2 separate regions of the Homo sapiens genome follow, and region 2 is linked to region 1. The links are chromatin loops, found by intact Hi-C in ENCODE. Cell type or tissue: K562. All regions are shown on one strand. Each heading gives the region's core, and the rest is flanking DNA. Links, peaks and the distances in the headings are about the cores only. Region 1 overlaps NDUFC2-KCTD14 (NDUFC2-KCTD14 readthrough). Region 2 overlaps RSF1 (remodeling and spacing factor 1).

Region 1 (15,839 bases), core at 5,229-13,228:
ACTCAGGTGTCCACCACAGGATGAGAGGCAGAGGGGCCAATCAGTAAAACTCATGTGAATCATTCCTGGACAATCAGAAACTGGGGAGCAAATAGTGCCTGCTGCAACCACTCCCCCGGGGCCAGCCACTCTCAGACCTCGTGGGCACACGCCCTCCCAGCCCAGCCAGGACACATCCTCTTCCCTGTTTGCCCTCAGGCTCTAGGCCCAGCTCCACCTATTCTGTGACCTCCACAAACACTGTTTCTGGGCTCTCTTTGCAGGGCTACTTATGGCTGATAACTTGCTCTCCAAGCTCCCAAGGGCCAGCTCCAAGGCCCTGAGCACCAGGGACTGGTGCACTCCTGAGCCCTGTGAGTAGGCCAGTTCACCAGCTGGTGCCAATAAAGAAGGGACCTCCTGCTGAGCCCCCAGAACTATACTCATCCCAGGCTGGCACATGGGAGGACCTTTTCCTACCTCCTCCCTTTGCTTTCAGACCCTGCCCATGTTCCACTTTAAAATCACTGCCTCCAGCCAGCCTGGCCAAAATGGTGAAACCCCGTCTCTACTAAAAATACAAAAATTAGCCGGGTGTGGTGGTGGGTGCCTGTAATCCCAGCTGCTCGGGAGGCTGAGGCACGACAATCGCTTGAACCCGGGAGGCAGAGGTTGCAGTGAGCCAAGATCGCGCCACTGCACTCCAGCCTAGTCAACAAGAGTGAGACCCTGTTTCAAAAATAAATAAATAAAAAAAATCATTGCCTCCCTAATGGGAGGCTTCTGGGATGCTGAATAAAGTTCTTTTTCTTGAGCTAGGTGCTGGTTCCACAAGTGTGCTCACTTTGTGAATATTAACTTAGGTGCATTCCTCTGTGTGTAAGTTACATTTCAATAAAAAGTTGACCAAAAAAAAAAAAAAAAATCAGTGCTACCTGACTCTTGCCCCAGGCTTCCCCACCAGACCAGCATGGATTAAGGCACTCTGCCCCCCACACCATCCTTTCTCTCTACTTCCCCAAACATATCCAGAGGCCCTTCCCATGTAAGGGTTTCTGACTGAAAATTGGCCAGCAAAGACAGGACAGAACGAAGTAGCCAACATGGGCAGCGTCCCAAGTCTTGGGACCTCGGGTGTCCTGTTCCTGGTGGACAGCTCCTCCTGCCTTCTCTGAGACATCTTTTGAAGCCCCATAGGCCTTTCCCTGGTCCAGTTCGAGTGAGAGGTTCTCGCATCCTCTCCCTATTCTTACCCCAAACCTCTTTCTCAGGCCATGCTGATGGCCTCTGGCCTGCAGGGCCAATTTTCTGGTGCCCAGGACCACGTGCAAACAATTATTGTTTACCAACTGTCCACTGTCACTCAGAAGGGCATCTCCCATGGCCTGGACCCAGGACCTCTCCCAACTTGTCCTCCTTGGGTTCCTGGAGAGGAATCAACCGCACCCCATCTGGCTCCCCGCTCACTGGCTCCCCAGCCCAAGTGCGTAGGCCCCAGCTGGTTACCCCAAGTGAACAGCTTCTCCACCATCTCACACAGCCCAGACACCTGGACCCAAGAGAGGGGGTGACCTGCATACCTAATGGGTGGTGGCAGCAGAACTCCCCACAGCAAACACAGCAGGGGTGTCAGAGAGGGATCCTGGGGACAAGCAACAGAGGCCAATGTCACCCCCTGAAACAGAAAGAGAATTTCTTAGAAGACTATCAGTGTTCACAAAGGACGAGGACCAGGAGTTCAGAGGGCCCAGGCCAGGAGCCTGACTGGAGCCACACTGCAGAACTGGATGGCTACTGCTGCTGTGGTCACGGTCAGGCCCGGATGTACCAGGGGCTGCCAGCAAAAGAATCCCATCTCTTGCAAGGGATTCCATAGCGGGAGCAAGGGCCAGGAATTGGCGCCCTGCCTAAAACTCATGGGAATTTCCCCAGAAGGGAGAATATGGGGCTAGGAGGGAAGGAGTAGAGTCTGGACTTTAGATTACAAAAAAAAAAAAAAAAACACAAAAAAACAGGTGTCTCTGACCACAGGGTTGGGCTGAACTGAATTTCAAGAGGACCTTGAACTGGGACAGGGTTGGTGCCACCCCTACTACATATATATCCACTAACAAAACTTGAATCATGCCATTTAAAATATTTATTTAACCAGGCCAGGTGCGGCAGTTCATGCCTGTAATCCCAGCACTTTGAGAGGCCGAGGCAGGCAGACCGCTTGAGCCCAGGAGTTCAAGACCAGCCTGGAAAATGTGGAGAGATCCCATCTCTACAAAAAATACAAAAAAAATAAATAAAATTAGCCAGGTGTGGTGGTGTGCTCCTGTAATCCCAGCTACTCAGGAGGCTGAGGCGGGAGGATTGCTTGAGCCCCAGTAGTTGAGGCTGCAGTGAGCCATGATCTCACCACTGTACTCCAGCTTGGGTGACAGAGCAAGACTCTGTCTCAAAAAGAAAAAAAAAAAGAAAAGATTTATTTAAACATGTATGAGCCTGGGGCAACATGGTGAAACTTTGTCTCTACAAAAGAAAAAAAAATAGCTAGGCATGTTGATATGTGTCTGTAGCCCCAGTTAATCAGGAGACTGAGGTGGGAGGATCACTTGAGCCCAGGTGGTTGAGGCTGCAGTGAGCCAGTCTGGGAGACAGAGTGAGACCCTGTCTCAAAAAAAAAAAAAAAGTGTACTCATTTTTTCCACCTGGTATCGTGACGATTTCCCCCATATGAAGGGCTCTTCTGTACCACTTTTTAAAATGGCGACAGAGCATTGTGTTGTATGAATGTATCATAAATCTACTAAGCCACATTTTACTTCTTTCTTCTCTCCTTCCTTCTGTATTTTTTCTCTCTTTCTCTACTATAATAGTGCTGCAGTGAGCATCCTTGATAGCTAAGGCACTGTGCAAGGAGTAGGCACTTTTTTGAGCTCTTATTCAGTGTTTCCAAATTACTAAGAAAGCTGTGCCCACCATCCAGGCACACAGAGTGTGGCTGCCCTGTTTATGTTTTTGCCCCATGTTCAGAGTCTGACCTCCAACAGACTTCCGGGGCTGCAGGCAAGGGCTGAAACCAGAGCTGGCCGCTGGCCAGGAGCTGAGAACCAAGCCAAGGCTGCCCCCGTTTCCCGTGTCATGTCTTCCTGGAATCTGAAGTACGGGCATTTTTTCTGGCTGATTCAAAGTACCCTCAGAAACTCACTTCCTGCTCCATGTTCTTTTTCCTTTCTCCTGTCTTCTCCTTCTCTCTTCCTTGTCTCTTTTCTTTCTTTCTTTCTTCTTTTTTTCCTTTCTGTTTCCTCTTTCTCCCTCCACTTCTTCCTGTGTCTCTTCTCTCTTTAACTCTGCTCCTCTTTCTCTCTGGCTCTTTTCTCTTTGTGTGTCTCTCTGCTGTTTTCTTCCTCTTTTGCCTTCTTTCTGCACCTTTTAATTTTCTCCGCCTGGAATCCAGCCTCATTTCTGTGTCTTTTCTCTGTCTCTTCGGTGGCTGTCTGTCCTCCATCCACCACTCCTGTTCTGTGAGTCATCCCTTCCCCAGGGAGAGAAGGCAACCAACATTCTCCTTGCTAGGCCTTGATTTTTTATTTTATTTTATTATTTTTTTTTTTTTGAGATGGAGTTTCACTCTTGGCCCCCAGTCTGCAGTGCAATGGCGTGATCTTGGCTCACTGCAACCTCCGCCTTCCGGGTTCAAGCAATTCTTCTGCCTCAGCCTCCCAGTAGCTAGGACTACAGGTACGCATCACCACGCCCGGCTGATTTTTGTATTTTTAGTAGAAATGGGGTTTCACCATGTTGGCCAAGCTGGTCTCCAACTCCTGACCTCAGGTGACCCGCCCGCCTCAACCTCCTGAAGTGCTGGGATTATAGGTGTGAGCCACCGCGCCCGGCCACTAGGACTTAATTTGAATGGAAGGTGATTTTGCCTCTCACAAAGGACAAAGCTAACAGATCTCCGAAGTGGGAGTTGCCTGGTAAGCCAGGTTGACCCAGGCACTCTGGGCTTCAAGGATTGGGAGACACACAGTCTGTCAAGCTTCCATTAGAGGCTCTATCACCCCAGGGGCCAGCACACTGGGTCTGATGACTCACCAGGGCGGCACTGGCGCAGTGGCAGCAGGATGTAGGTAGGGGCACTGGAGTTTATGATGTTGCTGCAGGGAGCAAACCTACTGTGTGTGGGTGGGCTCAGGGCTGGATGCTGGAGACCCAAGAACACAGCAGACCCAGTCTGCATGAAACTGAGAGACTGGACTAGCTGGATTTCCTAGGCCGACTAAGAATCCCTAAGCCTAGCTGGGAAGGTGACCGCTTCCACCTTTAAACACAGGGCTTACAACTTAGCTCACATGGGACCAATCAGATAGTAAGGAGAGCTCACTAAAATGCTAATTAGGCAACAACAGGAGGTAAAGAAATAGCCAATCATCTGTTGCCTGAGAGCACAGCGGGAGGGACGATGATCAGGATATAAACCCAGGCACTGGAGCCGGCAATGGCAACCCCCTTTGGGTCCCCTCCCTTTGTATGGGAGCTCTGTTTTCACGCTATTTCACTCTATTAAATCTTGCAACTGCACTCTTCTGGTCCATGTTTGTTACGGCTCGAGCTGAGCTTTCGCTCACCATCCACCACTGCTGTTTGCCACTGACTCCCATCCCTCCGGATCTGGCAGGGTGTCCTCTGTGCTCCTGATCCAGCGAGACTCCCGTTGCCACTCCCAATCGTGCTAAAGGCTTGCCATTGTTCCTGCACAGCTAAGTGCCTTGGTTCATCCTAATCGAGCTGAACACTAGTCACTGGGTTCCACGGTTCTCTTCCGTGACCCACGGCTTCTACTAGAGCTATAACACTCACCGCATGGCCCAAGATTCCATTCCTTGGAATCCGTGAGGCCAAGAAAGGCTTGCCACCATCTTGGAAGTGGCCTGCCACCATCTTGGAAGTAGCTCGCCACCATCTTGGGAGCTCTGTGAGCAAGGACCCCTGGTAAAAAAAACCACCTTCACAAAATTATCACAGTGAGAGGAATCTGACATGGCTGACTCCATCTTGCTTCTGGTGTCACAGGCTGACTGTCTTTGCTCATTCCTGGGCATATGCCAAGCTAACTTTGGGAGAAATTTCGTTCATAGTTTAAATGATAATGGCTGGACACGGTGGCTTACTCCTGTAATCCCAGCACTTTGGGAGGCCAAGCGGGATGGATCACTTGAGGTCAGGAATTCCAGATCAGCCTTGTCAACATGGTGAAAACCCATCTCTATTAAAAATACAAGAATTAGCCAGGCGTGGTGGCGCATGTCTATAGTCCCAGCTACTCAGGAGCCTGAGGCACGAGAATTGCTTGAACCTGGGAGGCGGAGGTTGCAGTGAGCCAAGATCCCACCGCTACACTGCAGCCTAGGCAACAGAGTGAGACTATCTCAAAAAGAAAAAAAAAAATAGAAGAAAGAGAAAAGAAAAATCCCTAACCTATGCGCTTTGAACGAGATTGATTTGAGTAATAACTCCATCTCCTACGTGGCATGGCCACCTTCGTGTTGAAGCAGCATCATTGTCTGGGGTAAATATCTGAGGTTCATTGCCTCATGCCAAGGAAATCAAGGACACGGACTCACACAAGGAGTGAGTTTAAGAGAGAAGTTTAATAGGCAAGAGAAAGGGAAAAGTTCTCTCTCCTGCAGAGAGAAAGGCTCCCGAGTGGGTCTTCTGGTTCTGTGGTGAAATGCATGGGGTTTTCTAGACGAGTTTGAGGAGGTGGTGTCTGATTTACATAGGGCACAAAAGATTGGTCAGACCCGGTGTGCCATTTATATAGCTTGCGAAGAAGCTGGCCACCCCACCCTAATTTTTCATTATGCAAATGATTTCCCTACCTGGCCGGTGCCATGTTGCCTGCTTCTTTACTGCACACATGGTTGACAAAGACAAGGGAAGAGGGGCTGGGCACCGTGGCTCACACCTGTAATCCCTGCCTTGGCCTCCCAAAGTGCTGGGATTACAAGTGATCCACCTGCCTTGGCCTCCCAAAGTGCTGGGATTACAGGAGTGAGCCACCGCACTTGGCCTCTGTTACACTTTTAAATGCACACACCCTATGTTCCAGCAGCCCAACCCCTGGCATTTTCTTCTACCAAAATACTCTCATGTGTACTATGTAGTAAGATATTTGTTGCAATGTTGCTTGTATTATCCACAAAATAGGAATATACTCAATATCCATTCATTAGAATGGTTAGATAAAATGATGATGTCTCTTGCTATGGAATAACTGTCATCGCTAAAAAAGAATGAGGTATTCAGATAAACCAAAAGTAGGTTAGTAGTGCTAGGATGACAGGTGTGAGCCACTGCACCCAGCCTGTGTGTGCTTTTCGTATGAAACAATTAAACATACTCAATAAAACAAATACCATCCTTGCTTGCAAAGAGCTCAGAATCAAGTGAGGGGATAGACTGAGACAGAGGGAATGCCAACAGAATCCTTCGTGACAGGGCTGGCACAAGCACAGTGGAGGGGCCCCCTGAACCAGCTCGTGGGGTGTCAGGGAAGGCCTCCTGGAGCAGGTGACATTTTGACTCGGGTCTTCTAAGACCAAAAGGTGTTGGTCAAGTGGAGAAGCAGGGGCAGGATTCTTCTGGTGGAAGGTGAGGCAAAGTGGTGCAGCCCACATGCAGCTGACAGAGAAGGAAGGGTTTCACTCAGGGAACTGATGGCAGCTTTGTCTTGGGTGGATCCTCTGAGGAAGTCTCTTCTGGCTCGAGGTGACAGACACCCTGAATAGCTCTTAGGGAAAGTCTGGAAACTAATACAATGTAAATGAAGACTTTCCAGTAGGCTCAGAATTTCAGCTGAGGCCCCAAAGGCAGAAACAAGGCCAGAGTTGCTGATCCTAAAGTGAAGCTGGACCACCCACCTAGGATTCCCCAGAAGGGAGAACAGAGTTAAAACCCACCTCTTCACCTACTTCCTGACCACAAAGAGAGGCGACATCCCCAGAAGCTGGAGGGGAAATTTCTCTGGACAGAGTTGTCAACGTGCTCCCTCAGCCTGTTCCCCAGCCCACACCCCAAAACAGGGAGTAGAGGGCGCTGCTCTCCCTCACCTCTAACCAGGTGAGCGAGGCTTTAGGAGAACTATCTGGGGAGTCTTGGAGGTGGAGACTCTGGGGTCTGGAATCTGCCTGGCACCTAGCAGGGTGTGGAGGGGCTGCTAGGAAGGGGCTGCACTGCCAGCTGTGTGCTTCCTGTGACCCACATGTGGACCCCGCAGAAAAATCTTCCTGAAAAGGACCTGGTGGAAGAGAGCTTCTATCTAGGGGTGAGGGGACTCCGGCAGAATGAGACTGGAGGTGTGAGGAGGGTTGTAGTAGCTGAGGGGCAGTAAGTGAGTATAACCCCCAGTAGGTTCTTCCGCCCACTGCACAGACAAAACCAATTCACTGAGACCACGCAGCATTGTAATAAAGATATAGTTTAATTGCCACAAGGCCAGCCATGCCGCACAGGAGACGGAGTTATTTCTCAAATTGTTAGCAGTAGTGAATCTGTACGGGTCTGTAGTAACCTCCATTCTTGCCTCCTCAGAGGAAAGAATTAGTCGGAGGGGCATAAGGCAGAGGGAGTGACCAAGGCAAGTTTTAGAGCAGGAGTGAAAGTTTATTAAAAAGTTTTAGAGCAGGAACAAAAGGAAGTAAAGTACACTTGGAAGAGGACCAAGCAGGTGACTTGAGAGATCCTTGTCCGGTTTGACATTGGACTTGGAGCTTTACACCTTGGCATGCTTCCGGGGTTTTGCGCCTCCCCTCCCTTGATATTTCCTTGGTGTGGGCTGTCCACATGCACAGTGGCCTGCCAGCACTTGGGAGGGGCCCGCATGTGTAGTATGTTTACTGAAATTGTTCACATGCTCATTTCAGGCATTTTTCTCTTACCAGTCAAGTGTTCCTAGAGGAAGGTCACACACAAGTTAAGCTGTGCCATTTTGCCTCGTAGGTGTGAATGCTCAAGCCCACTCACCCAACTCCTGAGATCTTTTTTTGAGACAGGGTCTCACTTTGTCACCCAGGCTGGAGGGCAATGGCACAAACACAGCCCACTGCAGCCTTGACCTCCCAGGCTCAAGCAATCCTCTTGCCTCCGCCCTCAAGTAGCTGGGACTACCAACACATGTCACCACGCCCAGCTAATTTTTTTGTATTTTTTGTAGAGACAAGGTTTGCCATGTTGCCCAGAGTGGTCTTGAACTCCTGAGCTCAAGCAATTGCCTGCCTTGGCCTCCCAAAGTACCAGTCTTAGGTTCTACGATAGTGATGTTATCTGCAGGAGTAATTGGGGAAGTTGCATATCTTCCCTCTGCCTCTGGAATAATGGTTGGCAATCGTTTATGTCTGCACCTTAGCAGAACTCAGGCTCAACATCCTCCTGACCTGGTTGGTCTTTCATTAGCTTTACAAAGGCAGTTGAGTTTTGGAGAAGGGCTGCTATCATTTAAACTATAAACTAAATGTCTTCCAAAGTTAGCTTGGCCTAAACCCAGGAGTGACCAAAGGCAGTTTGGAGGTTAAAGGCAAGATGAGGGTTGGTTAGATCAGATGTCTTTTGCGGCCCTAATTTTCTCACTGTTATAGTTTTTTCAAAGGCAGTTTCATAAGCAGCCCTGGGGGAGACAGCCCCTCTTTATAAGGGTACTACTGAGGAGAGATGTGAGGGTTTTCATAACGCCCGTCAAAGTGCTCCCAAAAGCCCAGAGTACTCAGGTCCTCCTCAGACGTTGCTGCCCCTACCGCTTCTCCCCCACCCCACCCAGGAAGAGTCCGAGGCAGCCTGTGTAGGGGCAGGAGGAGCAGAAGAGCTGGGTGAGGACGCAGGGAGGCTGCCGGTCCTCTCCCCAGTCAGCAGGTGTCCCAGTTAGAGGCAGCCTCAGGAGGGGAGCGTTTGCCAGAATAATGGCCTGCACTTAGACACAAGCTGGAATTACCTGACAGTAAACCGGGGAGGACTCCGAGAAAAGCGAGTGATCTGCCGAGATTTCCCCCAGAAACAGCAAAAAAGGAGTCCACAGAATCAGTTCGCAAGGGCAGGAGCAGGAAAGAAAGAGATCGGCTCAGTGCTTTTCCCTGCTAAGTCAAGCCCCTTTAGTAAACCAGCTACAGAACATCGACGCTGTCTATGTGGTGAGGGTGTCTTGGAAAGATGAGAGGATTTGACAATTGTGAGCCGGAAAGCTCGCGTGTTGGCGGGAGGCCAGGGTCCCCGCCACTCCAGGCCTGGGCCTGCCCGGCAGCGCCCTCTGCTGGCCGGAGCCGCGACGGCGGGGGCCCCGCCTGAACCGGAGCCCTGAGCCTGGGGCTGGGAGTCCAACCTTCCCAGAGTTTGCAGTTCTTTGGGGACAGGCATACATGCATGGATTGAGCCACCCACGATAAGAGGCGCACCTTGCAATGAGAGGAGAGCCTATCCTAAAGGGGAAGGGGGCTGATCTGGCGAAAATGTCAGCGCGGGGGCTGAGGCTGGACTTAAGGGGGCGAGGTTAGGAAGAGGTGAGCAAAGATTTGGAAGTTATGGTGGAGTTTGGGAGAGAGTGCAGGCATGCTGGAGAATCATCAGTATATATGTATGTATGTATCTTGCTATTTCATGCCTCTGAACTTTTGCTGAGGCTTGCATTTATTCCTAGAAAACATTTCTCACTTTTCCTTTTCTGTTGTTATAAGTACTTAATCTATTCAAAAATATTAGATGATGAATATATAAATATTCATGTAGCCATTACTAAGCTTGGGAAATAAGACCTAATGAATATAAAGTACTCATGTACGCTTCCTTTTTTCCCCTCCCTCCACCCAGATGGCTCCTTCAATTTGCTTTTTCATTCCAACGTTTAAGTTTGTGTTTACTACCTGTGTAGGTATAAAGAATATACAGATACATGAAATCATAATTTTGGGGGTTTTTTTGAGACAGCGCATTGCTCTGTAGCCCAGGCTGGAGTGCTGTGGCAATGATCACGGCTAACTGCAGCCTTGACCTCCTGGGCACAAGCAATCCTCCTGCCTCAGCCTCTTGAGTAGCTGGGACCATAGGCGCATGCCACCACACCCAGCTAACTTAAATTTTTTGTAGAGATGGGGTCTCTTTATGCTGCCCAGGTTGCAAAAATATTTTTTAGTAGAGATGGGGCCTCTCACTATGTCACCCATCTTGGTGTCAGACTCGTGGCCTCAAGCAATCCTCCTACCCAGGCCTCCCAAAGTGCTAGGATTACAGCCCACCATACCCAGCCAGAAAAATTTTAATAGGTATATATTTTATTAAATATACTATATCCTGGCCAGGCACGGTGGCTCATGGCTGTAATCCTAGCACTTTTGGAGGCTGAGGTAGGGGCATCACTTGAGGCCAGGAGTTCAAGACCAGCCTGGACAATGTGACGAAACTTATATTTCTTTTTTTTTTTTTTTTTTTGAGACAGAGTCTCGCTCTGTTGCCCAGGCTGGAGTGCAGTGGCACAATCTCAGCTCACTGCAAGCTCCGCCTCCTGGGTTCACGCCATTCTCCTGCCTCAACCTCCCGAGTAGCTAAGACTACAGGCGCCTGCCACCACACCTGGCTAATTTTTTGTATTTTTAGTAGAGACGGGGTTTCACGATGTTAGCCAGGATGGTCTCGATCTTCTGACCTCATGATCCACCTGCCTCGGCCTCCCAAAGTGCTGGGATTACAGGCGTGAGCCACTGTGCCCAGCCAAATTATATTTCTTGTCTCTACAAGAAATAAAAAAATTAGCTGGACTTGGTGGCACATGCCGGTAGTCCCAGCTACTCGGGAAGGCTGAGGTGGGAGAATCCTTTGAGCCTGGGAAGTTGAGGCTACAGCAAGCCGTGATTATGCCACTGTACTCCAGCCTGGGTGACAGAGTGAGATCTTGACTCAAAAAAAACAAAACAGGCCAGGTGCAGTGGCTCATGACTATAATCCCAACACTTTGGGAGGCCGAGGCAGGCAGATCACCTGAGGTCAGGAGTTCCAGACCAGCCTGACCAACATGGTGAAACCCCGTCTCTACTAAAAATACAAAAATTAGCTGGGTGTGATGGCTCACGCCTGTAATCCTAGCTACTCGGGAGGCTGAGGCAGGAGAATCACTTGAACCTAGGAGGCAGAGGTTGCAGTGAGCTGAGATTGCACCACTGCACTCCAGCCTGGGCGACAGAGTGAGACTCCGTTTCAAAACCAAAAACAAACAAAAAAATAAAATAATAAAATAAAAACAAAACAAAAATACAAGGCACCAAAGCAATGTAACAGGCGCCTGCAGTCTGAGCTAATGAGGAAGCTGAAGTGGGAGGATGGTTTGAGCCTTGGAGCTCGAGACCGGCCTAGGCAACATCGCGAGACTTCATCTCAAAAAAGAAAGAAAAAAAATACCATGGCATATAAAAACAAAATTGAAAGGGATGAGTGTAATAGGCACAATAATGGCCCCCAAAGATGCCACCTTCCTAATTCCTGAACCTGTAAATGTTAGGTTACATGGCAAAGGGAAATTAAGGGGGCAGATGGAGTTAAGATTGCTAATCAGCTGACCTTAAGATGGAAAGATTATCCTGAATTATCCAGCAGTACCCAATGTAACTGGAAGAGGGAGAACCAGAGAGGCAGCATGAAAAGGTGTTCCTGGCTTTGAACACAGAGGAAAAGATTACAAGCCAAAGAGTGCGGGCAGCCTCTAGGAGCCAGAAAAGACAAGGAACGAATTCTCCCCAGAGCCTCCAGAAAGGAGGGCAGCCCTGCTGACCCCTTGATTTTACGCTGGTGAGACCCATGTTGGACTTCTGACCTCCAGGATTATAAGGTAATAAGTGTCTGTTGCTTTAAGCCCCTAGGTTTGTGTTCATCTGTTACAACAGCAATACAAAATTAATACAAGGAGCGTGACCGGCAGCGAATCCGTATGGGTCTGCCGCAACCTCAGTTCTTGCCTCCTCAGCAGAAAGAATTCGACTGAGGCACATAAGGCAGAAGGAGAAACCGAGACAAGTCTTAGAGCAGGAGTGAAAGTTTATTAAAAGCTTTAGAGCAGGAAAGGAAAGAAAGTACACTTGGGGCTGAGTGTGGTTGCTCACGCCTGTAATCCCAGCACTTTGGGAGGCTGAAGCGGGTAGATCACGTGAGGTTAGGAGTTCAAGACCAACCTGGCCAACATAGTGAAACCCAGTCTCTAATAAAAACACAAAAATCAACCGGGTGTGGTGGCATGTGCCTGTAATCCCAGCTACTCGGGAGGCTGAGGCAGGATAATCGCCTGAACCTAGGAGGCAGAGGTTGCAGTGAGCCGAGATCGTGCCACTGTACTCCAGCCTGGGTGACAGAGCGAAACTCTGTTGCAAAAAAAAAAAAAAAAAAAAAAGAAAGTACACTTGGAAGAGGGTCAAGCCAATGACTTGAAAGCCAAGCCAAGTGCACTGTTTAACCTTTTGACTTGGGGATTTATACATTGGCAAACTTCTGGGGTCTTGTGTCCCTTCTCCCCCTATTCTTCCCTTGGGGCTGGCTACCGGCATGTGCAGAGGCCTGCTAGTGCTTGGGAGGGGAGCATGCGCAGTGTGTTTCCTGGAGTTGTGCACTGCTCACTCAAGGCATTCTTCCCTTACCAGTCAAACGTCCCTAGGAGGTCATTTACCAGTTAAACTCCACCATTTTGCCTCTTAGTATGCATGTGGGGGCCTACTTGCCCAGTTCCTGAGATCTTATTACCAGTTTCAGGTTTTTCTTATCTACTGGGAGACTGCCGGTCCCTGATGCCAGATGCAACCAATTATTATTTTAGCGTAACAGCTTAACAACCACTTGACCCTCACCTGATGGTCACCTGACTTTCCTGGTTGAGAGGTGGGGCCTCTCCTGCCCTGCTCATGTCTGACCAGCTATCTACTGTAACAGTCACGGAAGGTGTTTGAGTGAGGGATGGATGGGGGGTTCTTCTTGTACTGCAGAAGGATTGGTTGTGAAGGGAGGCATCATGGAGATGCCAGAATGGGAGCCCGTCACTGTGAACCTGGCTGGAAAGGGGAAAAGGGGAAGACACCCCCAAAGGATGGCAGCAGGTGGATTCAGAGCTGGAACCTCAGAAGGCCGGGAAGAATGGCGTTCACTGGCTGAGTTTTGTGGATGAACTCGTGGATCTTGACGCATGTCTCCTCCTTCTCTAGCAAAGCCCCCTCGCAGCACCTGTGCAGAGCGGGGAGTGGGTCCTCAAACACTTCCTGGACTCTGGCCTGGGTCCCAGACTGGGGGCCAGCACTGTAGGCAGACCAAGAGCTGGCCCGAGGGAGGGAGACTCCGGAGCTCCTCTGACAGGGCCTGGCCGTGGCAGAAGGAGGTAGCTGAGCTTGCTGGAGTCCAGGGGTTGGCAATGGCAGCCTCCCTGCTGAGCGCCCTCTGTGGCCAGCACTTCCTTGGGGAAAACTCAGCAAAAATCTATTGGTTGAGAAAATGGAGGCAGGAGAGAAGCACACCACGGGTAGACAGACCCCACAGTCTTCATTCATTCATCCTTTCAGTCAGCAAACTAAGGACACTTTCCTAAGCTCCTTGGGTATAGTAGTCAAAATGAAGAGTCAAGGCTTGGTTCTTAGGCTGAGCACAGTGGCTCACTCCTGTAATCCTAGCACTTTGGGAGGCCGAGGCGGGAGGATTGCTTGAGATCAAGAGTTCAAGACCAACCCAGACAGCATAGCGAGACCCCTGTCTCTAAAAAAAAATAAAAATAAGACCTGGTTCTTGCCCTCCAGGGGCTCCCAGATAGGAAAGAGAGAGAGAGACATGTTTTGGTATGAGTCTAGTCGCAGAATTTTGGAGTCCAAAGCCTTATAGTACATGATACCTGTGGATTGAGGGCTGGAGCCCCAGAAGGCCAGGAAGAATGGGAAGGCCGGGAAGAAGTCCTCCCAGGGGAAGGAACAAAGCATGACTGGAAATATAAGTTGGAGTCTCAGTTTCCTCATTGGTGAATTGTAGGGGTTGGGTTGCTGGATTACTGTGGAGCCTTGGAGTTCTGACAACTCAGACATTTGAGATTGGCTGATGAGGGGGTGCTTTGTTGACATCGCCCCTCTCTCTACCTCTCAGCAAACCTAGAAGGCCTTAGGCTGGCCCCCAGGGCTAGTTGCATCAGCTAGAGGAAGGGCTGTGTTTTCCCAGAACTGGGGGAGGGGTGTGACAGGGGGGAAGTTGGGGGTGGGGCTGGACGGGAAGACCTGCCCCTGCTCCTGGTCCACTCTGGTCAGCCCTTCATAAGGTGCCTTTGTAACAGTAGAGTTCGCAGCAGATTCTCCGAACAGCAGAGATATTCCAGAGTAAGCAGGAAAGGTCTGGGCCTCTTAGCATGACTTAAGGACTCCAGAGAAGGGGCCCCACCACTCCCTCAAATAAATAGCTTTCCTTAGCTGGTTGTTTGGCTCATCATGCCTCAAAACCCTCCATTCAGAGGAACTGTGTTTTTTCAGCTTGGAAGATCCTGCACTTTCCAGATAGGAGACTGAGGCCTACAAAGGCAGACTGACTTGCTTAAGATCATGTCCAAGTTAGTTCTGTCCTTTTATTTTTTATTTATTTTTTTGAGACAAGGTTTCACTCTGTCATCCAGGCTGGAATGCAGTGGCAAAATCATGACTCACTGAAGCCTCAACCTCCTGGGCTCAAGCAATCCTCCCACCTCAGGTTCCTGGGTAGCTGAGACTACAGGCGAGTGCCACCATGCCAGGCTAATTTTTATTTTATTATTATTATTATTATTTGAGACAAGTCTTGCTCTGTCGCCCAGGCTGGAGTGCAGTAGTGCAATCTCAGCTCACTGCAGCCTCCACCTCCCGGGCTCAAGCAATTCTCCTACTTCAGCCTCCCAAGTAGCTGGGACTACAGGCATGCACCTCCACCCTCAGTTAATTTTTGTATTTTTTGTAGAGACAGGGTTTCACCATGTTGCGCAGGCTCGTCTTGAACTCCTGGACTCAAGTGATCCACCTGCCTCAGCCTCTCAAAGTGTTGGGATTACAGGCATAAGCCACTGCGCCTGGCTCAAATTTTTTTTTTGTAGAGGCAAAGTCTCACTATGTTGCCCAGGCTGGTCTCAAACTCCTGGGCTCAAGCAATCCTCCTGCCTTGGCCTCCCAAAGTGCTGAGATTACAGGCGTGAGCCACTGTGCCGGCCAGTTTTTTTTTGTTTTGTTTTGTTTTGTTTTTTGAGATGGAGTCTCACTCTGTTGCCCAGGCTGGAATTCAGTGGTGCGATCTCAACTCACTGCAACCTCTGCCTCCCTGGTTCAAGCAATTCTCTTGCCTCAGCCTCCCAAGTAACTGGGATTACAGGTGCGTGCCACCATGCCAGGCTAATTTTTGGATTTTTAGTAGAGACGGGGTTTCACCATGTTGGCCAGGCTGGTCTTGAACTCCTGGCCTCAAGTGATCTGCCCGCCTCAGCCTCTCAAAGTGTTGGGATTACAGGCGTGAGCCACTGTGCTGGCCAGTTGTATCTTTAAGGAGAATATTTTGTGATCAGTAGCACTTGCTCTTCCCTCTACCTGGATAGCAGATCTTCCAAAAGCTGAGAACATTCAGGTCTTAGCACAGCTGTTTCTTCTTCCTGGGCATAATAACCATGTTTGGAATTGGGCATCTTCAGAGGATCTTGTTGAAATGCAGTTCCAATTCAGTAGGTCCTGGCTGGGGCCTGAGAATCTGCATTCATGATGAGCTCTGGGGTAACTTGATGGATGGGGCTGGTCTGCAGATAACAGTGAGTAGTAAGGTTTGTTACCTTCTTTTCTTCTTCTTCTTCTTTTTTTTTTTTTTTTGAGATG
Region 2 (15,839 bases), core at 2,759-10,758, 390 kb before region 1:
ATTATTTCAGACTACAGTGGGAACCCATGGGTTAGAGGCCCCATGGTGGGAGGCCACATTGGGCACTCTGTTAACCTGTACTGCCTGACTAATGCATATTCTGTTTTGCAGTGCCCTAATTATTATAAACTCTTTTACAATAAGGTGTCTTTTGCTCTTATATAAGAGCCAAGAGGTTGGATTGTGCAAAAAAAAAAAGACTATCATAGCAAACCTGAGAATACTTATCATTAGAAAGACCTGCTTACAAGCTTAGCACTTCACTAGTGCCTGGGAACTTTGATTTTGAGACGATTCCTACTACCCTGGCTGTAGAGGGGCTCACTGTGCCTTGTGTTTGTGCAAACAACATGGCTTATGCTGAACACGTGCTTTCCTTCTGGGGTCTGACATTTCGGTATGTGCTAGGCAAAATGGTGTTTGTGTGACTGGCTCCCAGTAAAAACTTGCCCCTAGCCTCTAGTGAGCTGCACAGGTAGGTACCTTTTCACATGTGTTGTCATAATTAAGTCAGTCTCGTGTGACTCCTCTGAGAGAGGACCTTTGGAAGCATGTACTTAATTACCTCGTTTCTGCCCATGGGCCATGTCCCTTTGCTGATTATGTTTTTTATCTTTTCACTGTAATAAATGACAGCTGTCAGTCCTCCTGGTGAATCATTGATCCTGGAGTGATCTTGGAGATTCCCGACACAGTAGCCAAGTGGGATTTATCCCAGGAATGAAAGGTTGATTGAACATATGAAAATTAATGTAATACACCATATTACTAAAGGGAGAAGCCATATAACCATCTCAATGGATACAGAAAAAGCATTTGACAAAATCCAACTCCCTTTCATGATAAAAAGACTGGCAAACTAAAAAATTAGGAGAGGAAGGTAACTTCCTCAATCAGATAAAAGACATCTATGAAAACCCTCAGCTAACTTCATACTTAATTGTGAAATACTGAATGTTTTCACCTAGGATCGCGAACAACAGAAGGGTGTCCATTTTCGCTATGTTTCTTCATTGTACTGGAGGTTCTAGCCAGGCAATTAGGCGAGAAAAATAAACAAAAGGAATCCCTCTATTTCTAGTCACAGATGACATTATCTTGTATCTAGAAAATCTTAAGGGAATCCACGTCAGAAAATTTATTAGAGCTAAATAAAGTTCAGCAAGGTTACAGGTTACAAACTCAATATACAAAACTCAGGGCCAGGTGCGGTGGCTCATGCCTGTGTGAGCTGGGGCACTTCGGGAGGCTGAGGTGGATGGATCACAAGGTCAGGAGTTCGAAACCAGCCTGGCCAATATGGTGAAAACCTATCTGTACTAAAAATACAAAAAAAAAATTAGCCAGGCGTGGTGGCAGGTGCCTGTAATCCCAGCTACTCAGGAGGCTGAGGCAGGAGAATTGCTTGAATCCGGGAGGCGGAGGTTGCAATGAGCCGAGATCATGCCACTGCACTCCAGCCTGGGCGACCGAGCAAGACTCCATCTAAAACAAAAACAAAACAAAACAAAAAACCTCAGGTGTATTTTTTTTTCTTATTACACTTGTAGTAAAATACACATCATGTAAAATTTACAATCTGAACCATTTTCAGGTATACAGTTCAGTGGTGTTAAATACATTCACATTGTTTTGCAACCATTACCACCATCTATCTGGAAAACTCTTTTCATTTTACTAAACTGAAAATCTATACCCATTAAACAAAAACACTTCATTACCCTCCTGCCTAAGCCCCGGGCAACCACCATTCTACTGTCTGTATGAATTTAATGATTCTAGGTACCTCACATAAGTAGTATTTGTCTTTTTGTGACTGGCTTACTTCATTTAGCATAATGTCCTCAAGGTTTATCCAAATTATAACTCATCAGAATTTTCTTCCTTTTTAAAGGAGAATAATATTCCACTGTATGTTTATACCACATTTTGATTGTATTAATCTGTTGATGGACACCTGGGTTGCTTCCAACTTTGGTTATTGTGAATAGTGCTTCTGTGAATATGGGTGTACAGATATCCCTTTGAGGCCGGGCACAGTGTCTCATGCCTGTAATCCCAGAACTTTGGGAGGCTGAGGTGAGTGGATCACTTGAGGTCAGGAGTTCGAGACCAGCCTGGCCAACATGGTGCAACCCCGTCTCTACTAAAAATACAAAAATTAGCCGGGCATGGTGGCACACTCCTGTAATCCTAGCTACTCGGGAGGCTAAGGCAGGAGAATCGCTCGAACCCAGGAGGCGGAGGACGCAGCGAGCCGAGATCACACCATTGCACTCCAGCCTGAACGACAGTGAGACTCTGTCTCAAAAAACAAACAAACAGAAAACACACACAACCAAAAAAATAGATATCCCTTTGAAAGTCTGCTTTCAGTTCTTTTCAATGTTTGCCAAGAAGCAAAATTGCTGGATCGTTTGGTAATTGTGTTTAAACATTTTTGAGAAACTGCTGTACTTCTGTATTGTTTTCCACAGCAGCTGCACCATTTTACATTCCTGCCAACAATGCTCAGGGATTCCATTTTGGGCATGTCCTCATCAACCCTTATTATTATTTTTTGTTTGTTTTTTTGACAGCAGTCAGTACGCAAGTCTTTCATCTGCTTAGTTAAGTTTATTCCTAAATAAAAATCAATTGTATTTAGGCCGGGTGCGGTGGCTCACACCTGTAATCCCAGTGCTTTGGGAGGCCGAGGTAGGTGGATCACCTGAGGTCAGGAGATCGAGACCAGCCTGACCAACATAGTGAAACCCCATCTCTACTAAAAATACAAATTAGCTGGACATGGTGGGACATGCCTGTAATCCCAACTACTTGGGAGGCTGAAGCAGGACAATCGCTTGAACCTGGGAGGCAGAGGTTGCAGTGAGCGAAGATTGCACCATTGCACTCCAGCCTAGGCAATAAGAGCAAAACTCCATCTCAAAAACAAAAAACTAAAAAACAGTTGTATTTATTTTCTGCTTAGCTTTTTTTTTTTTAGAGAGGGGTCTTGCTATGTTGCCCAGGCTGGCCTTGAACTTCTTGGTTCAAGCAGTCCTCCTGCATCAGCCCTCTGAGTAGCTGGGACTACAGTTGTATTTCTGTACACTAGCAATGAACAATACAAAAATGAAATTTGGCTGGGTACAGTGGCTCACACTTGTAATCCCAGCATTTTGGGGGGCTGAAGTGGGTGGATCATTTGAGGTCAGGCATTGACGACCAGCCTGGCCAACACAGTGAAACCCCATCTCTACTAAAAATACAAAAATTAGCCAGGCATGGTGGCACATGCCTGTAATCCCAGCTACTAGGGAGGCTGAGGCAGGAGAATCGCTTGAACCCAGGAGGCAGAGGTTGAGGTGAGCTGAGATCACGCCATTGCATTCCAGCCTGGGCAACAAGAGCGAAACTCTGTCTCAAAACAAACAGACAAACAAACAAACAAACAAACGCAATCTATATCAAAATTCCAACTGCCTTTTTTCACAGAAATTGACAAATGGAACCTAAAATTCACATGGAAATTTAAGGAGCCCAGAATAGTTAAAACAGTCTTGAATAAAAAAAAGGAGCCAAACTAAAGGACTTACATTGCCTGATTTTGTATCTTAGTAAGAAGTTACAGTGATCAACACTGTGTAGTAGTAGAATAAGGACAGATGTATAGCTCAATGGAACCAAATTGAGAATCCAGAAGTAAACCCATACATTTAGGGTCAATAGATTTTTGACAGGGATGCCAAGATAATTAAATGAAGGAAAAAATAGTATCTTTTCTTTTCTTTTTAATTTTTTGAGACAGGGTCTCACTCTGTTGCCCAGGCTGGAGTGCAGTGGTACAATCTTGGCTCACTGCAACCTCCGCCTCCCGGGTTCAAGCAATTCTCCCATCTCAGCCTCCTGAGTAGCTGGGACCTTAGGCATGCACCACCACACCCGGCTAATTGTTGTTGTTGTTGTTGTTTTCTAGAGACAGCATTTAGCCATGTTGCCCAGTCTGGTCTTGAACTCCTGAGCTCAAGCTATCTGCCTACCCTGGCCTCCTAAAGTGTTGGGATTACAAGCGTAAGCCACTGCAACTGGCCAAGAATAGTATTTTCAACAAATCGTGCTGAAACAACTGTTTAACCACATGCAAAAGAATGAATTTGGATCCTTACCTCTCATCATATACAAAAATAACTCCAAAGGGATCTAAGGCCTAAACTTAAGAGTTAAACCTCCCAGCACTTTGGGAGGCCGAGGTGGGCGGATCATCTGAGGTTGGGAGTTTGAGACCAGCCTGACCAACATGGAGAAACCCCGTCTCTATTAAAAATACAAAATTAGCTGGGCATGGCGGCGCATACCTGTAGTCCCAGCTACTCGGGAGGCTGAGGCAGGAGAATTGCTTGAACCCGGGATGCAGAGGTTGCGGTGAGCCAAGATTGTGCCATTGCACTCTAGCCTGGGCAACAAGAGTGAAACTCCATATCAGGGGGAAAAAAAAAAGAGTTAAACCAATTGGGTCAGGTGTGGTGGCTCATGCCTGTTAATCCCAGCTACTTGCAGGCTGTTGGCATGAAAACTGCTTGAACCCAAGAGGCGGAGGTTGTAGTGAGCCAGATTGTACCACTGCACTTCAGCCTGAGTGACAGAATGAGACCCTGTCTCAAAAAAAAAAAAAAAAAAAAAAAAAAAAAAAAAAGAGCTAAACCTATAAAACTCTTAGAAGAAAACATAAAATGTAAATCTTCAAGATACTGACTTAGGCAGTGTTTTCTTAGATCTCTAACATCAAGCATAGGCAACCAAAGAAAAGAAAACAGAAATTGGACACCGGCAAAGTTAAAAAACCTTTGTGTATCAAAGGACACTATCAAGAAAGTGATTTATCAGAATCATAGAAAATATTGCAAATCATATATTTGGTAAAGGTCTGGTATTCAGAATTCAGCTGGTATTTACTTATAGCTCAACAATAAAAAGACAGCTCAATTAAAAATAGGTAGAGGTTTTTGGGACATTTCCATGAAAAAAAGCAAAAAAAAAGAAAAAAGGAGGTGGGACAGAGGATTTATTTTTGTTTTTTTGTAAAGACAGGGTGTTGCTCTGTCACCCAGGCTGTAGTGCAGTGGTGCTGTCATAGCTTACTGTAACCTGAAACTCCTGGCCTCAAGCGATCCTCCCACCTTGGCCTCCCGAACTGCTGTACTGAGATTAGAGGCGTGAGCCACTGTGCCTTGCCTCTCTCTTTTTTTTTTTTTAAAGAGATGGCATCTTGCTCTGTCACCCAGGCCAGAGTGCAGTGGCATGATCATGGCTCACTGCAGCCTGCAACTCCTGGGCTCAGGTGATCCTTCTGCCTTAGCCTCCTAAACTGCTGGGACTACAGGTACATACCACCATGTTTGACTAATTTTTAAAATTTTTTTTGTATCAATGGGATCTCACTATGTTGCCCAGGCTGGTCTCAGATTCCTGGCCTCAAGCAATCTTCCTGCCTTGGCCTCCCATAGGTCTGGGATTACAGGCATAAGCCACCATTCCTGATCATAAAAATAGGCAAAGGATTTAAATGGACATTTCTACAAAGAAAATATATGAGCAGTGAGTAAGCGCATGAGAAGATGCTCAACATCATTAATCACTAGGAAATGCAAATCAAAACCACAATGAGATACCACTTCATATCCCCTAGAATAGCCATAATAAAAAGACTGTCAATAATAAATATTGTTGATGTGGAGAAATTGGAACACTTGTGCATTGCTAGTGGGAATGTAAAAAGGTGCAGGCACTGTGTAAAACAGGTTCAAATTTCTTCAAAAGTTAAACATAGAGTTATCATATGATCCAGCAATTCCACTCCTAGGTATGCACTCAAGAATGAAAAACATGCATGCACACTCAAAGCTTGTACATGAATGTTTATTATTTCTAATAGCCCTGACCATTCATAGCCTCAAAGTGGAAATTACTCAAATGTTCAAATGGATAAACAAGATGTGGCATATACATACAGTAGAATATTATTCATGCATATAAAAGAATGAAGTGGCCGGGCGCGGTGGCTCACACCTGTAATCCCAGCACTTTGGGAGGCCGAGGTGGGTGGATCACCTGAGGTCAGGAGTTCAAGACCAGCCTGGCTAACACGGTGAAACCCTATCTCTACTAAAAATACAAAAATTAGCCAGGCATGGTGGCACACGCCTGTAATCCCAGCTACTCGGGAGGCTGAGGCAGGAGAATTGCTTGAACCCGGGAGGCAGAGGTTGCAGTGAGCTGAGATCATGCCACTGCACTCCAGCCTGGGTGACAGAGCAAGACTGTAAAAAAAAAAAAAGAAGTACTAACTTATGCTATTACATGACGAACCTTGAAAACATGTTAAATAAAAGACATTAGATCCGTAAGGGCTATACAGTGTGATTCCATTTATATGAAATGTCAAGAAGAGGCACATTTGTAGAGATAGAAAGTAATAGTACTTGGCAGGGACTACGGAGGAAATAGGTAGTCACTACTAATGAGTAGGGCGTTTTTAGGGTGTTGACAACCTTGTGAATATGCTTGATGAGGCAGGAGAATAGGGTCTGGAGGCAGGGAACCTAAGGCCATTTCACATCACTTCTTAGAACCAAGTTGAAAAGAAAACTCATAACTTTCCACAGCCTAAGTAACAAAAGGACCAGAGGCTACTACTCCCTTTGCAAACCCCCCACCTTTTCTGCTGGGCAGTTGGGAAACTGGCTGCCTGAAACCAATCAGACTGTTTGCCGGCCGGTCTTCGTTTGCAACTTTCTAACTTTACCTTAGCCTCTGATTGGTTGCAAAAAGAGGAGAGTGAGCGTTGTACCCTCCACTTCAGTCTTTGATTGGTTGCTTTCCACAACCAATCAGACCGATTGAGAGCTACCACTTCATTTACATGAGGTGAGCAGGAAGTGGCCAATGGAAAACCTCTAGGGGGTACTTGGACCTGAGAAGATTCTGTATCCGGGCCCTTGAGTCGCTGCTTCTCCAGCTTCCACACTGTGGAGTGTACTTTCATTTTCAATAAATCCCTGCTTTCCTTCTTTTGTTACTTCATTCTTTCTTTGCTTTGCTGGGTGTTTTGTCCAATTCTTTGTTCAAAGCGCCAAGAACCTGGACAACTTGCAGTCAAGACCCTCTACCAGTAACACTAAAGACCTCTGAATTGTACACTTTATAATGGTGAACTTTATGGTATGTGAATTATCTCAATAAAAAACAAGAAACTTTTATAAATAAAACTTACAAGTTCTTTTGGACATCGTTATGTAAGCACATCCAGATTATTAAAAGTGGCTGTCCGCCGGGTGCGGTGGCTCACGCCTGTAATCCCAGCACTTTGGGAGGCCGAGGTAGGAGGATCGCAAGGTCAGGAGATCGAGACCATCCTGGCTAACACAATGAAACTCTGTCTCTACTAAAAATACAAAAAATTAGCTGGGCGTGGTGGTGCACGCCTGTAGTCCCAGATACTCGGGAGACTGAGGCAGGAGAATCACTTGAACCCGGGAGGTGGAGGTTGCAGTGAGCCGAGATCGAGTCACTGCACTCCAGCCTGGGCGACACAGTGAGACTCCATCTCAAAAAAAAAAAAAGATGGCTATGTCAAAAAGGGGACAGTCATCTTAAAGACGGCTTCTTAGCATTCCATCTCCCTTCTCTGATATACTTTTCCTGCTTGTGGATCCTTGTCTTTCTTTTCCTTTTTTTTTTTTTTTTGAGATGGAGTCTCGCTCTGTTGCTCAGGCTGTAGTGACCACTCATCATCATCACTTATGACCTCAAGTAATCCTCCCATCTCAGCCTCCCAAAGTGCTGGGATTACAGGCATGAGCCACTGCACCCAAGAGATCCTTGCCTTTCATCCTGGGCTCTCTGGCCCTCTCCTGGTTCTGCTCAGAGCATTGGCCAGTAAAATTCCAGCCCTACTTCTGCATTATTCTGAATCTGAAGCCAACTTTCTGATTTTCTATTAGGTTGGTGCAAAACTAATTGTTGGGCCAGACGCGGTGGCTCACGCCTGTAATCCCAGCATTTTGGAAGGCCCAGGCAGGTGGATCACCTGAGGTCAGGAGTTCCAGACCAGCCTGGCCAACATGGCGAAACCCAGTCTCTACTAAAAATACAAAGAAATCAGCTGGGCATGTTGGCACACATGCCTGTAATCCCAGCTATTCGGCAGGCTGCGGCAGGAGAACCCCTTGAACTGGGAGGCGGAGGTTGCAGTGAGCCGAGATCACACCACTGCACTCCAGCCTGGGCGACAGAGCGAGATTCTGTCTCAAAAAAAAAAAAAAAAAAAAAAAAAAAAAAAAATTGTGGTTTTTGCCTTTAAAAAAAATAGATATATGTATATTATATACAGCAGAAACTGCAATTACTTTTGCACCAACCTAATAGCATTGAGCCAGCTACCTCTCTTTGTTGTTGCTACAGAAAATCTTTTATGGTTGAAGCTAGGACAGTACAGGTTCAAATAAGGTTCTATCATCATTAATGAAGTACTTCCTCTAACTTTTTGGTTCTAAATGGTAGAGTAAGAGCTATTTGGTTATGTGAGTTCACAGTGCAATTACTGGTGTCCCACTAGCAAGCAATAATGTCAAAGAGAAAACAAAATGCACATTACATTCAACAGACAAACATGAAGCAAGTACAGGGAAAAGGGAGGAATCACATTCCTGTTTTAAGTTTCAGCTTTCTGTAACAGCTGTTCCTGATAATAAAGTATGTTGCTGAGATGGTGGTTTGTTTCCTGGAGTTTCTCTTAGGAATTTCTGACATTTCAGTAATAATTTCCAAATACACTTTAGGGTTTTCCATAGTCTATTTATTTTAAAGACTGGAAGTTAAATAAGAAGTAACTGGGAAGGGTATTGAACCAGAGACAGGATCAAACTTTCATTTTCCACAATAGGGAGAACTTTATTTAGAGAGGAGTGTGTGTCAAGTAATGGAGATCAGAGATAGAAAAGTAAGATGTGAAAGACCCAGAGGCGGTAATAAAAAGACGACCGATCAAGGACACAGGCAGACAAGGTACTGCAAAAAGAAGATACCTCCTCAGAGACAGGACTAGGGAGAAAGATAGGTGCTCAAATGTGGGTAAAGTGGCTCTGAAATGGGCAAGGAGGAGTGATAAGGAAGCCATAGGTGGCCGATATCAATACTAGTAGGTTCCCAGCTGTCTTCAGTTGGGATTTGACTGTATATGCTACATTGCAATGTCAAGTTACATCCTCTTAGAGTGTCCTTTCTCTTTGATATTCATTTAGACTTTTAGTACCCTAAAGAGCTCATGCAAACTCATTAAGAATCAAAATGACACAAGCATTAATCTCACCCAGAAGGGTCCCAACATTTAACTTCAATAGGATATTTTCGTTATTTTTTATAATTCCGCCTCTACTAAAGAATCACAGAATAGTACACCAATTCTATTTGTAAAAGAAAAGAACTGTTCTACATCTTCTGGTCTTATAATCTGAAAAAGAAATGGGCTGGCTGGGCACAGTGGCTCACGTTATTTGACTGATTCTCTTAAAGTGAAAATTTCAAATAAATTTAGCATTGTAACTAGCCATTTTCTTGCTAGCACCGACCAGCTTTTACTCCATTAGGTGAAATTCTTCAAAAGTTCTTTACCTAGTTAATATTTTCCATCAGAATCACAAATACTCTGCTAGTTTGTTGGTAAAAAAGCAAGTTCAGTGTGAATTTTACTGTATTTCAAGAGTAAATAAAAACTGTCAAATCATTTGTAGCTGAGAAGCCTACTCAGGGTTGGAAGGACCGGTTAGTCATTTGGTTTAATCCATTTTTTAAGGCGTGGATCAATGTGTGGATGTTTGGTCTCCCAAACATCCCCTATTCCTAATAATTCACTTCCAAGCTTGTTTATTATTAGAGAACTAAGCTTCCTCCATAGAATGAATGGAAAACTTTTGCCCTATGGCTTCTGTCCTCTGGTCTAGTTCTGTGCTCTTATGGGACCACACAGAACAAGTCCACAGCCTCTATAATGTGTTAGTTCTCCAGAGGCTAAATATAGAAATCAATAATAGTTTTCTAATATCTATATTTGTCTAGTTGGCAAATAGCCTTAAAAATTATTTTAGGGAAACTGATGCACTTGCAAATTTACTTTCTAGATAGCGGGAGAACAATTCATCTAGGCCTGGGTGATAAATTTTAACCGTCATGAACTGTTACAGACAATTTGTTCCATGTGCCACAAAATTTAAAATAAGCTAAGTTTGCAAACACATCATGCTAAATAATTCAAATTTAAATTTTTATTATGACAATTGACATATTAAGTGAAAGAAATGACAGAAGTATTATAATAAAACATTTTGAAAGAAAAAGTTACACAATTAGGCCAATAGCTATAAAATGGCTTTAGGCCTGGCTTATAACACCAAGAGTTCTGATCAGACTGTAGTGAGACACTGAACATTTCATTAACAAAAATACTGGCACCAGCCACAACATATTTTGGTTGTCACTTACAAGGAATATTGTATTTAAACAACTATGCACTGCAATTCTAACACACTAGGTGTTCATACACTGAAGTTAACCCCTGAAGCTTTAAGCTACCAAGAATTCCCATACTTTTAATGCACAATTTACTTTGCGTGTTATCAGAATTACATTTCCAGTTTTCTGATCTTCCCTGCCCCCCCACCCCCACACACATGCAGTACATTATGTGACAGAGAGCACTCCAGCTTCTATTTGACTAACAGCATGGTCCTGATTACCTCAAGAGTTAGTTTTATGCCAATCTTGGAGCTTCTGCTTTAAATCTCATCTCCTAGAAACCAAATAAAACATTCTGAGAACCTATTCCAGGAATATTTTTTTTAACGCATAGGAAAATAAAGCATTTCATATAAGCATGTTGGAAAATTCAAGAGGCATTCTGATCAGTCCCTGAATTCCAGCTATTACTTTAAATCAAAATTCTAAAGATACCATTTATAAATTTTTATGTGGAATTTGTATTCTTCATATGGAAACTCATGATCTGCAGGCTTCCCTTCTGAATGAGGATAGCAAAAAACTGACGCTGGCAACACATGAATATAGCTTTGATTGAAATTATGACACACTTAGATGAATTTAATTATTTTCAAGAATACACTTGTACTACAAAGGTGAGAAATTAGAATGGCAAAATTATCAGATGGGAAAAAGTACTGACATTTAAACGAAGCTGTGAATATACCATGGTAAAATGTGCCATGTAAAAGACTGTGCTAGAATCAGAAGTTCTACAAGATTTCAAAATACTTAGTGAATAAGGAAGGAACTGAAACTTGAATTTGACTTCTCTTGCTGCCACGCTTCAGCAGACAACTATTCCTGTGGAATTAAGTCCACTGAATAACCAAATAGACCAATTCTAGTTTTTTCCTTCTTTTATATGAATAGATTAAAATCAAGCCCTGCTCTACCACCATCTTAGCATAGGACATACCCTTTCAAAGTGTACACACAACCTCATGGCAGGTTTGGGCAAGCTACAACAGATACCATCTCAAGAAGCTACTTTGAAAGAGAATAGAACACCAGACTAACATTGAGAATACCCTAGTTAGGCATCACAAAAATCATGTGCTGTAAGAATATGCTGTTAACAGCCAAATCTGGGCTACTGTAGCTGTTCTGATCCTGAAAATCCATTTACTAATATAAGCTAGATGTGTGTGTGTGTGTGTGTGTGTGTGCAATTTTCATGCAGTGACCTTAAAGCTTTGGAGACAGGGCTTGTTACTCTAATTTCAAGGCTTGTCCACATAGCAGTTGACATGCACCAATTCTGCTAAAGGGCAGGAGAATGAAAAAGACATGGCACAAATTTTTAAACAATTTTAGGTTTAATTACATAATGCACCTGTAGATGATCTAGCATAAACACAATTGTAAAAAATCTACATCCTATTTTAGGGTATTTTCCCACCTCCCATCCCTTAAAAGCTGTACAGTTATTTTTTTTAAAAAAAGGTGACTCTCAAGCAAAATAAACTTTTTTTTTTTTTTTGCAACATACAAAATAAGTTAAATGATTCAGAAGGTTTTGAGCCATGAAGTTCCCCAATAACTATGTTCTGGCTGTTCATGAGCATGACGTGCAAGCTGCTGGTCTATGACCAGAACTCAATAAATACAGATCAAACAAAACCGCAAAACACTTAAATTAGATTTCTTTAGAAACTGATGAAAGTCAAGAAAATATATACTTAGGATTAACAATTCCATTCTTAACTTACATCATCCAGTGGCAAAAAGCACGAGGCAAGTATTCAGTCCTTAGCACACTTTCTAACTTGTACCGGTTTGGCCAAAAAAGGAAAAAACAAAATTCCTTTAAAAATGTTTTTTTCTCATTCAAAATATCCAAGAAATTTTATAAATTTCTACTCATCTATTGTTATGCCCTCTTATATAACTTATGTATAGGATAGTCATATTTTAAAGTTATTAAAATAAACATCTTCACTAACTGAAACCATTATGATGTGCCAGAATTGGGTTTACTGAATTTTCCAAAGTGGTATAAATATGAAAGGAAAAAAAAAATTGTGCTCAGGTGTCCAAAAGGAGGAAAAAAGGTCCACAAATTGGATCCTCTTCTAATCGACTTCCAGGAGGGTTTGCATGAATGAATACAAAAAGTGGTGAGTGTATACTCTAAAGTGGTTATATACTAAGCTCATTACATTTTGGCTTATGACTGCTTGCTTGGCAATTACTCTCTTCAACATATTACAGTTACTTAGCAATTCTTGGCACTCAAAAGATGTTAAAAGATAATTTAAGTTGGAGCAAAACATTTTGAAAACAAATTAGTGAACATATAGCAACTCAGTTTAAATACATTGATAGCAAAAGGCTTTGACCTTAAGGATTGGTATAAAAATGACACAAAAAAATCAGTTAACTTGCCACTTCCAAGGTAGGTTTACAGGCACACACTTTGGGAAAGGTAGATGATATAGGAATGGATTTTAATCTGAGAAGATTCAATAATGGATCATATTAAGCAGAAGAGGGCTAGGTAGATTACAGCAGATATGCAGCCTTGGCATTCTCTGCTTCTTCGAGAATGAGGAATATATTTTGAGAATGTCAAACATCAGGAGAAACTGTTGTCTAGATTTTCTGTAATTAAATGATGTTCATAATATTTGTATCTGTTGCAATGCAGCCATCTTATTTCTTTCAAGTTAATGATGGATTCATTTTTATTTTTTCTGATACTTATCTGAAGTGTGTGCGTGTGCACACACACACACACATATACACATGTACCATTTAACTCTGGGTCTTTGAATAGTTGTTCTATAGCTGTGAGGCATCACCTTGAATAACGGGCCTGTTCCACTGTACTGGTAAAGAGCGGAGTTCCTAGCTTTTTCTGAATATTAAACTTGTAGATTCATTAGGTTCTTTACAGTTGTGTGGTAGAATCAGCAAAGGGTTAACATCTCTTATGCCCACAAACAAGCTAAAAAAGCATTCCTTGTGACAAAGGACACCCCACCAGTCCCACTTAAAAACAGCTAACATTTCCTCATCATTTTGACTATTAAACAAGTAAATGTCCATGTTTTTCTTAATATGTGTACTTTGCTCAAATGTATATTATAGGATGGGTTTCATCAACTAAAAAGTAAAAACTGGGTACGTGTAACACCCTTTTAAAATTAATTTGTTTAAAAATTATTTTTCAAAAGCTTCATTAGCATTTAAAGTTTTTGGTTCTTGGGCAGGTCACTTTTATATATAGATTGCCAGTAGACATGAATTTATTCTAAATGAAACTACCCTTTATCCTCTGAATCTGTAACCTTGACCAATTGAAAAAAGGATGTCAAGGAAATATAACTTGATGTACATTCTTGAAAATATCTCTGCCATCATTTTGCAGTAATGTGCCAATGATGGAAAATGTTTTACACTAATTTCATCAGCACTGATGTACAAAACCAAAACGTTTTCAGTCTGCGTCCTTTTCACACATATTTCAGTTCAAAGCTTCTGCTGTGTGAAAAGCTGACTAGTTTTCAAACCTTTTCAGAAATTGCAAACTAAATATACTGAATATTAATCTACATCTCCCTTTAATACATTAGCTACAGTCTAGAGTTTGACACTGGGAGTCCAACTTGTATTTCAACAAGGGGGGTTTAAATTATTAAAGGGCTCTATTATGTAGCAGCTATTTTGAGTCTAAATCCATGGTTAGTGCTCTAAAAAAGATCCAAGACTGTCTAAACTCTACATCAATTACTGCTTTCCTATACTTTCTGCAGTTCGTAGTGACTGTATTGTCTTTGTATACAGAACATTTCGTTTTCTAAAATTTTTTAACTTCTTCAGAATACCTTCAGAGTGTATTTCAGTGATCATAAACTCTTTGAGGGACTGAATCTGAACTCCAAGCAGCAAAACCGTTTTTGCACTGCTCAAAATTTAATAATCAATAATCTATCTGCCTAATAATGTTTTATCAACCGCTTGGATTACATTCTTGGTAGATGACCTATAGTTAATTGATTTAATCAAAATATAAGGTGAGAAGGGGTACATTCACTATCAAGTTGACGAACACTTATTCAAGTTTGGTAAATATCAGGCAGCACAGCACAAGTGGTCTCCAAACCTAAATGGAATACTCAGTCTTTGAGATGGTAAGAATTACCTTAGGCTTTCTATAGTAGAAGAGTAAAAATAACTCCTTATTTCACATTAGGCATCCTGTTAAAATTATCTACCCATTTAATACTACTTCTGATCACTTGGCTTAACTGAGGAATAGAATAGGTGGAAGAAGGAGCTGGTGTGTCCAGAGGTAGAGACAGGGCACATGGGAGAGTTTCCACACAATAGTGGCTTTACCCAGCTGCAGGACTAAAACGGTAGTGAGACTGGGTGGCAGGAAAGGGCACTTGTATATTCAAACCACTTACCTTGCACTAGTAGAAATCTTTATATTGCTTGCCTGTTTTAGATGGTTTAAAAGGTTAATTCTTAGCTGACTTGCAAATAAATAAAACAAACCTAGCTGGAAAGGAGACTGTTAAGTAAATGTAGCTCCTTACACAGCCCTGCTTTACTGTCTGTGAATGTAAGCCCTTCCCTCCCTTCCAGTGGAACACTGTCTCAAAATAAAAATCACAACTTACTTGGAACCACATGCTATTGGTGCATCCTATTTTTAGGTTGCTTTCATTATTTTATTTTTTATACAGATACATACACATTGCTAGAATCAAAGCAAAAATATTAATGGGCAGGTACTACAGAACTAAAGTGAAACAAAACAAAACAACGAACAACTGAAAAACAATAGCTATAAACTTTCAAGGCCAAAAGATAAGATTTAAGGGCAATACCTGTTGAAGAAGGAAAAGGAGTATAAAGTTCCTAGAGAGGTATTTATAATGCAAATCTAATGCCAGCTTTTTAGTAATAAAAAAGAGAAGTGCTTTACTATACACTGACTAGCACATAATACTTAATTTGGAAAGAAAAATTAATGACGTTCCTTGGGCCAGCAGCAGATATGGTGTGTCCATTGCCGGCAACAGACACAACACCGGAACAGAAAAACCCAAATCCCAGGGCTAAAGTATTCACAGAAGTAATGGTTGAAGGTTTCAGGATTTAACAGGCTAGGTTTAATCACAAGTGCTACACTCTGTACAATGTTATGGCTCTGCCTGAAATTTTACAGCTATAACAGAAACTAAATAAGACAAAGTTCATATTTTAGTGTCAATTACATGTTAGGTATTTAGTTAGTTACAAACCCTTTTTTC

What was found. Peaks named below come from ENCODE experiments on the same cell type or tissue, not always from the same donor. Only the 100,000 strongest peaks of a DNase experiment are listed, where the experiment ranks them.
Region 2: a loop joins it to region 1, with 2.5 times the contacts of the local background. A loop is called at or near these places in 1 of 110 quality-filtered maps.

The regions. Positions count from the first base shown.
Region 1 is chr11:78,037,105-78,052,943 of GRCh38, forward strand. NDUFC2-KCTD14 (NDUFC2-KCTD14 readthrough) reads right to left here. Exons shown (of 3, transcript NM_001203262.2): 2 at 1,560-1,654. The coding sequence ends at 1,560. It also overlaps a transcript of KCTD14 not described here. Among named protein-coding and RNA genes, the nearest start is that of THRSP, 19 kb to the right of the region's middle. RefSeq lists silencers at 1-233, 3,077-3,136, 9,135-9,374 and an enhancer at 2,484-3,440. In K562, for the core only: a CTCF peak has its summit at 9,270 (motif pointing left); DNase peaks (open chromatin) are centred at 8,867 and 9,277.
Region 2 is chr11:77,649,723-77,665,561 of GRCh38, forward strand. It overlaps RSF1 (remodeling and spacing factor 1), which reads right to left. Exons shown (of 16, transcript NM_016578.4): 16 at 10,287-15,839. Among named protein-coding and RNA genes, the nearest start is that of CLNS1A, 20 kb to the left of the region's middle. RefSeq lists a silencer at 5,049-5,249. In K562, for the core only: no CTCF peak of the experiment used is centred there; a DNase peak (open chromatin) is centred at 6,829.